Linked DNA regions of Homo sapiens: region 1 is linked to region 2. A link is a contact called in ENCODE Hi-C or POLR2A ChIA-PET data. All regions are on one chromosome and are shown on one strand. Each heading gives the region's core, a stretch centred on a gene start or an enhancer-like site at or near the end of the contact. The rest is flanking DNA. Distances are from core to core; before and after follow the strand shown. Region 1 overlaps MAP3K7CL (MAP3K7 C-terminal like). Region 2 holds the start of USP16 (ubiquitin specific peptidase 16).

The links. Hi-C counts contacts between places; a loop is a spot of excess contacts on that map. ChIA-PET counts read pairs that join two places held with the same protein, here RNA polymerase II (POLR2A). Pooled maps may share reads with other maps.
Region 1: a pooled map shows a loop between it and region 2 (2.1-fold over the local background). The contact joins the enhancer-like site here to the promoter of USP16 in region 2. A Hi-C loop is called at or near these places in 5 of 50 pooled maps. POLR2A ChIA-PET finds 5 or more read pairs at or near these places in 3 of 52 experiments (AG04450, MCF 10A and activated B cell).

Annotation. Positions count from the first base shown.
Region 1 is chr21:29,153,615-29,157,462 of GRCh38, forward strand. The region is part of intron 3 of MAP3K7CL (MAP3K7 C-terminal like); the gene reads left to right. Among named protein-coding and RNA genes, the nearest start is that of MAP3K7CL, 25 kb to the left of the region's middle. Within about 2 kb of position 1,942, at least 15 of the 41 ENCODE cell types and tissues checked have a DNase peak (open chromatin) inside an H3K27ac peak, as active enhancers do.
Region 2 is chr21:29,022,969-29,026,845 of GRCh38, forward strand. USP16 (ubiquitin specific peptidase 16) reads left to right here and starts at 1,700. Exons shown (of 18, transcript NM_006447.3): 1 at 1,700-1,809. RefSeq lists an enhancer at 1,576-1,965.

The sequences.
Region 1 (3,848 bases), core at 692-3,191, 130 kb after region 2:
ATTTTTGTATTTTTTGTAGAGATGGGGTTTTGCCATGTTGCCCAGATTGGTCTCAAACTCCTGTGCTCAAGGGATCTGCCCACCTCAGGCTCCCAAAATGCTGAGATTACAGATGTGAACCACCACACCCAGCCATTACTTTTCTTCAGGTCTCAGCTTCTTTCTGTTTGACTTGTCTCTCTCTGTTCTAAAAGATGGTGGCATCCTTTCATGGTCCCAGGGTTTGGGTCAAGACCAAGCCTGTCTTACTGCTTAAGCATGTTATGTTTTTGGAACCATGATTTGACTTACACATGATCCAAAACTATGCTATAACGTGGTCTTAACTTCATTGGAATGAGAAATATGTTTTATTGTCAGGTATAGGACATGATAACTAATAAGAATGACAATGACCAAGGCATGGGCATTAGCATTGGGTTGGCCTGGATTTGGATCTCAGCTAAATTTGTGATTTCCAGCATGTTATTTACTCTCTTGAAAGCTCACTTTCCTCAACTGCAAAGTGGAGATAATGATATCAATCTCACATTGTTGTGGGAATTAAATACGGTAATGAGTAGATCTAGCACAGTCCTTGACAAAATAATTGCTCAATTAATGTAAATTTCATTCTCTGGTGAAATTATTTATTGAATGAAATACTTAAGAATAAGTAATTTATTTTTATTCATGTAAAATGAAATAAAAGCATCTGCTTGAATTTTTAAGTTAGGGATAGAAGTTCTGATGCCCTCTTCTTTTCATTAAGCCAAGGTGCTTCGAGAACAATATGACTTTTTTTTTTTTTTAACCAAATTGAGCAATAGCTTCAATCCCTCCTTAAAGTCCTCCTATCTAATCTGAGATGACAGTGACAGGTGTCTCTGTGGTACACACTGAACTAACAGAGTCTGATAAGTCCAGAAACTGATGTCACCTCCACAAATAAACAATTTCGTAGCTTCAGTTGTGTACCATAATATCCTGTTATCCAAGCAGCCTCTCCGAAAACTTCTTTTAGATTTTGCATCAATATATTGCTTGACATCTGGGAAATGAAAATGATAGAAAATGAAGAAGTCTAGCCTTCCAGGATTCTGCTACACTGGTCTTTAACATCCATCTGGAAATGTGGTTAGGGTATATTCTCATAGAAAGCACCAGACGTAGCTGACATTTTCTCTCATACACACATTGAAAAGTATTGTATACTGCAATTTTTCTTTGATTGCTGTGTCCACACAGAAAACATATATAGATACTTTGGAGCTTTTCAATAATGCCTTTAATTTTTTGTTTGTTTTGAGAAGCTCAGTTGTCATTTAGGTATGGCTTGTTCAAAAAGTTTGCTACTCTTGTGTTCTTTCTCCTTTTGATATTGTTTATGTCAACAGAAATGACTTAAATATACTTTACTCCAGTGTAACATGATGTATAAGTTCTGTAGTATAATTGATAGTGCTCAACTTGTACTGTAATGTAGATACTATATAAATGTCATTTCTTAAAATATTTAAAGTTCTAAGATAATAGAGTTCTTAAATATCGAAATCAGCATGGACTGTGTTTTTCCTCTCAGTTTTAACAAACGATGCTTGTTAATTTTAAGACATTACAATGTAATGTAAATTTAAATCAGACACCCCCATCTTTCCCAAAAGTAGGTAACCCTGAGAATCAAGGAATAAATACAAAGAGTGCTCAGCGAGTGTAGAATGTTTAGCTTCCTAAATATATCTCCTGTGTGGGAAGCTGGGATAGGAAAATTAAATTCTGACATTTTTGAAGAGGATGGGGCCAGTAGTATTCGCAGAAGCCAAATAGAAAACGGAAACGCCCGAGCCGGCTTTGCTCCTAGCTGAGGGTGGCTTGGCTGGGTCCTTCCCCATGGGGTCTGTTCCAGGGAGTGGAATCCACTTCGGGAGGAGCTTGCTATGAACCGGCAAGCTCAGGCAGAGAGCAGAACAGCACCATAGCACCGTGTGGCTCAAGCCGGCATTCTTGGAACCGGACCCTGCGGTTTCTCTCTTACTTCATCTTGTTAAATCGGTCCTGATAATTGGGGCGGATACCAGAGATAGCAGCAGCTCCTTCACGCTGCACTGCCATGAAATATTAAGCCCTTGCGAGCTCCATCCTCAGGCGGCAGCGGGAGGAGGCGGAGATGGAGGAAAAGTGGGCGAGGAGGAAGTATCTCCTCCTGGGCTGTGACCTCACCCAAGCCCCAGTCTGTGTCTTGGAAACATGTGTTTCAAAGTTGGCTTGAGGCGCTGTTAGGAGAAGGTGTTAATTTCACCTCCTAAGAACTGGCTGCGTTGTATAGTAAACCAGATACGATGGCAGGGAGTGCATCTGAAAAGCTGCTGCTGTGACCGCACAGAATTTGTGCTCTAGTACATTAGCAGTATCTTTATTCTTCAATTTATCAACTCAACTATCTTTGGATTCCTTTTCTTTGGAGTGCAATATTTCATTCTTTAAGCAGGAAGGTGGGATAAGTGTATCCAAAATTGGAGGATGTAGCATCATTGTGGAGAAAATAACAAGGGAATTTTTTTCCTCCTGATGTGAAAAATAATTAACTATCAACATTAAGAGTTTATTTATCGTACATCCATTCCCAGCATGGGCTTATAACTATGAAAATCTCTCTGACAAGAATAGTCAAAATCAAGCAATGAGAACTGAAATAGTGTTTCTTTTATTCCAAGAAGTTAATAGATGTTTTCTCATCTAGTTACCCACAGGTATTCTTTTAAGTTATTTTACAGTTTTTAATTTGAGCATGTGTTACATAAACCCACGTACAGCCAGTTAATTCATGAGTGCCAGTGTTTTACATGTCATGTTACTTAAGCGTACTGACACTCCATTTTTAAACTGGAAACCTGATTCTTGAATTCTAAGAATCGATTTCCTCAGGCAGAAGCTTGTGTTTGATTAATACTGTTGGCCATATATTGTCTCTTATTTTGAGGGATTACCTCTCAAAAGGTAAGGTAAGAGAGGATTACCCTCAGTCAGGACCTGATGATACAACATACATACACACATTATATCACAAAGCAATGAGAGTTATTCCATCCTACATGGAACAACACATCACATTATTCTATAGTGCCACTTTTTGTATTAGGTATAAAACCTGAATATCTTAATACTTGTATTCACCAGAATTCCTGCTGGGACAAGAACCATATATATTTAAGCAAATTCTTTGATCAGTTTCCTGGCTGGGGTAAATGGCCAATGATGTCAACTGCCCTCTAAGAACAGTAGATTCCGTTGACCGGAGAGCACTTTGATTTGCTCAACAATGTTTGGGGTTACCAGTGAATGGCTCGAGATTATAAAGGGGTGAGAAATTTGAAGTTCTCTGGGGAGAAATTTGGGAAAGAGCAAAAGATTGAGTACAAATGGAGTCAGCCTCTCCTAGGTAACCCTGGTAGCACTGCTTAGAAGATGGGCTAGAGACAGCAGAAAGGTTTAATGAAATAATTTTTTTTGCATTGATTTTTTTCTTATTATGGGTAAAAACGCATATGGTAAAATTTACCATCTTAACCATTTCTAAGTGTACAGTTTGGTAGTGTTAAGTATATTCACATTGTTGTGCAACCGATCTCCAGAACTTTTTCATCTTGCAAAATAGAAAGTCTGTACCCATTAAACAACAATTCCTTATTTCCCTCTTCCTATGGCAACAAATGAGAGAATTTTACAATGTTTTGGTGGGTTATGCAATATAACCTTCCTCTTTACTTAAAAAATAGAAATCTATATTGCTCTTTAATGTTTTCATACAAACTTGGAACATTTGAAGTGGTGCTGAGTTTTATGTCAAGTTGAAGGCTTAGTTTTTAGGA
Region 2 (3,877 bases), core at 450-2,949:
AGATGAAACTAAGCCGGGTCCGGTGGCTTATGCCTGTAATCCAGCATTTTGGGAGGCCGAGGCAGGTGGATCACTTGAGGCCAGGAGTTCAAGACCAGCCTGGCCAATATGCTGAAACCCTGCCTCTACCAAAAAAATACAAAAGTTAGCTGTGTGGTGGGGTGGCACGTGCCTATAATCCCAGCCACTGGGGAGGGTGAGGTGGGAGAATCGGGAGGTGGAGGTTGCAGTGAGCTGAGGTCGTGCCACTGCACTCCAGCCTGGGTAACAGAGTGCAACCCGGTCTCAATAAATAAATAAATAAGTAAATAAAACAAAAATTATCTCAGCAGTAAAAAGCAAGAGAGCTAGTTTTCCCCCAAATTTAACCAAATGTTACTCTGGTGGTTAGTATGCCACCATCTTAAACTCCTTTTATCTGATTAGTAAGGATGGACATTTATTTTATGACCAATTGTTCTTTTATGGTGAATTACCTGTTTACATATCTATTTTTCTATAGCTATCTGCAACTCCCCCGACCCCCACGGTAGCGATTACTATCTTCTCTACTAAACTAAGACTCCAGGGCAGAGAGGCCTATGTTTAATTCATTTGAGGAAAGGCTTGGCACAAAGTGTGCACTTACATATTTTCTTTTTTTCTTTTTGAGAGGGAGTTTTGCTCTTGTTGCCCAGGCTGGAGTGCAATGGAGTGATCTTGGCTCATTGCAACCTCTGCCTCCAGACTTCAAGCGATTCTCCCCCTTAGCCTCCCGAATAGCTGGGATTACAGGCGCCCGCCACCACGACCGACTAATTTTTTGTATTTTTAGTAGAGACGGGATTTCACCACGTTGGCCAGGCTGGTCTCGAACTCCTGACCTCACGTGATCCACCCGCCTCGGCCTCCCAGTGTTGGGATTACAGGGGTGAGCCACCGCGCCAGGGCTCGCACTTACAAATTTTCAAAGAATGGACAGTAAATATTTGAAAATCCCCTCCTCCCCCGCAATTTATCTGACACCGTCTTTCGGTTTTGCTTTAAAAATTCACTCTCGCGGCCGGGCGCGGTGGCTCACGCCTGTAATCCCAGCACGTTGGGAGGCCGAGGCGGGCGCATCACAAGGTCAGGAGTTGGAGACCAGCCTGGCCAATTGGTGAAACCCCGTCTCTACTAAAAATACAAAAATTTTAGCTGGGCGTGGTGCCGTGCGCCTGTAGTCCCAGCTACTCGGGAGGCTGAGGCAGAAGAATGCACTCCAGCCTGGGCGACAGAGGGATATTCCGTCTCAAACAAACAAAAAATCACTCGCTGCGTTTTTTATTCTGACATGGTGCAGGAAGGTAAATTCAAGACAACTTAGGTACTCAGTTTTAGAAGTCGACAGGACAGAATTACGGAAACAAATTTAAGCGTTCCCCCTTTTAGCTCCAAATATAATGTGTTCCAGAAAGGTAACCATCTAGGAAACTCCAAGGCTCAGACCACCACCGGATGCCCACACTTCAGGAGCATTTATATAACTTCGTGGTTATGTCAGAGACGAGAAAACCCATTGACAACCAAACCCCTAAACCCGAACATCCGGCGCAAGCCGCACGCAGGCGCAGATTTACTAGCGTCAGAGCCGATGGTCCCGGGAGGTGGGGGTGGGGTGGTGGTGGCCTAGCCACTTCCCATAATGCCGCGTTCCGGAAGTTATTGCTTTCCAGGGGTCACTCTGGCTTCGACTCCGTCGCTCTCAATTCGTCACCAGGAGGAAGACGGAGCTGGCTGCCCAGCCCAAAGGCCCATGAGGGGATGCAGTTATGGGCTCTGTCGCCGTGGGTGAGTTCTGGTCCCACTGCCTGGCAGTCGTCGCTCGCCTGGCTTTCTGCGCTGGGAGAGCTCCTGTTTTCCGCCCCAACTTCGTTCTCTTCTTGAAGGCCGCTCTCCTTAAGCACGTAACCCGGCTACTTTCCGGTACTGCGATCTCATTGGCTGCATGTTCTGTCAGTTCCAGAAGCTGGCCAATGAGATGCCGCTGCTGGCGGCCTTCTCGACCCCGTGGACCCAGAGGTTCCCCCGTGGGATCGGAGCAGTTAGAAGGGGAGGAGAGGGAAGGTGTGGCAGGCGCCGAGCAAATGGGTGGGTGGCGCGTGGCAGGGACTTCCCTATGGGTTGGAGCTGGATTTGCAGCCGTGTTCATACGGCTGGTAGGAAAAGCAGGATCTGTCACTTATCCAATTGACTATATCTAGGAGGGGATTGATATACGCAAAACTTGAAAGCCACGTTAACACCTGCTGACAAAGTTTTCCACACGCTTACATTTTTAATGGAACCGAGTAGGCAGGGGAAGACTGGGAGGGCAGAGAGTGAAGAGACTTGGAATAATATGAGAACCGGCAAGACTATCTTTGATTTAGATTTTGTATGGAGTCCTGCGAAGAGTCATTTCACTAAGACGTTAATGCTCATCCGATGACACTACTTGAAAAGTGTATTAAGTTTATTGATGTTTTATAGCTGATGGAAGTCACAATATGCTCTCCTCATGACTCATTAGTTGCCTTTATAGTTGTCAGAACTTTACTGAGGCTCTTTCCGCAGCACTGGAGTGACCCCTCTGTCCTCTGCCTGCAGTAATTAACAATTCGTCTTTCAAGTTTTCCTATGGAGTCTAAGCTGCTGCAATCCTCAAACCAGATTTACTAGTGCTGTCTTCACTACTGCAGACTTCTGACTTCTCATTTTTCACCCTTTTCTTTTTCACCAGAACTTGTTTGCTTCATTCTTATGTACCTACCTTTGCACCTTGTAATCATCCTTTATGCCTCAGGTACTATTCTATTTTTCTATTTCAATGCAAGAAGTATTTCTTCAGGACCTGCTATGTACTAACATTATGCTAGATATTATAGGCAGTTCCAAAACTGTGCTTGAAACCATTTATTTTTCTAAGAACTTTAGATTCTGCTTACAGAAATAACATAAACCCAGATTAAAGATTTAAGAAATTCACTAGAATATGGGATAAGGGGACAAGATGACTAGAGCATACCATAAATACTGGGGAAGTTCAGTGGAGAGGTTTATTTAGAGTAGAATGATTGTCTAAGGCTTCCTTGAAATGGAGAGCTTCCAAGATTGGTAAGATTTAGATAGAATATTACAGCTAGAAATCAAAGACATCAAGGCGGGGAGGGTACAAAGTGTTTTGGAGTGGAGTACAAGAGAAGGACTTGGCCAGGTGCTGTGGCTCACGCCTGTAATCCCAGCACTTTGGGAGGCCGAGGCAGGTGGATCACGAGGTCAGGAGTTCAGACCAGCATGGCCAAGATGGTGAAACCCCGTCTCTACTAAAAATACAAAAATTAGCCGGGTGTGGTGGTGGGCGTCTGTAATCCCAGCTATTCGGGAGGCTGAGGCAGGAGAAGCACTTGAACCCGGGCGGCAGAGGTTGCAGTGAGCCGAGATCGGGCCACTGCACTCCGGCCTGGGCGACAGAGCAAGACTCCGTCTCAAAAAAAAAAAAAAAAAAAGAGACAGACTTGATTGGCAGGTAAAAAGTGGTGGTCTTGAAACCCAAACATCTGCATTTTACCTTTTTTTTTTTTTTTTTTTTTTTTGGTAGAGATAGAGTGTCGCTTTGTTGCCCAGGCTAGTCTTGAACTTCTGGCCTCAAGCCGTCCTCCCACCTCGATCTCCCAAAGTGTTGGGATTACAGGCGTGAGCCACCGCACCCAGACAACATCTGCCTTTTAGCTCATCGTTTGTGTGATCTTTCACCATTTTTTTTTCCTGACTTTTCTCCTTGAGTGAAATGCCTCTATTTAAAGTGTTGTTATGAAAATCCGATGTGATAATGTTTGTGAAAGGGCTTTGAAGATCAAAAGCACTATATAGTTATAAC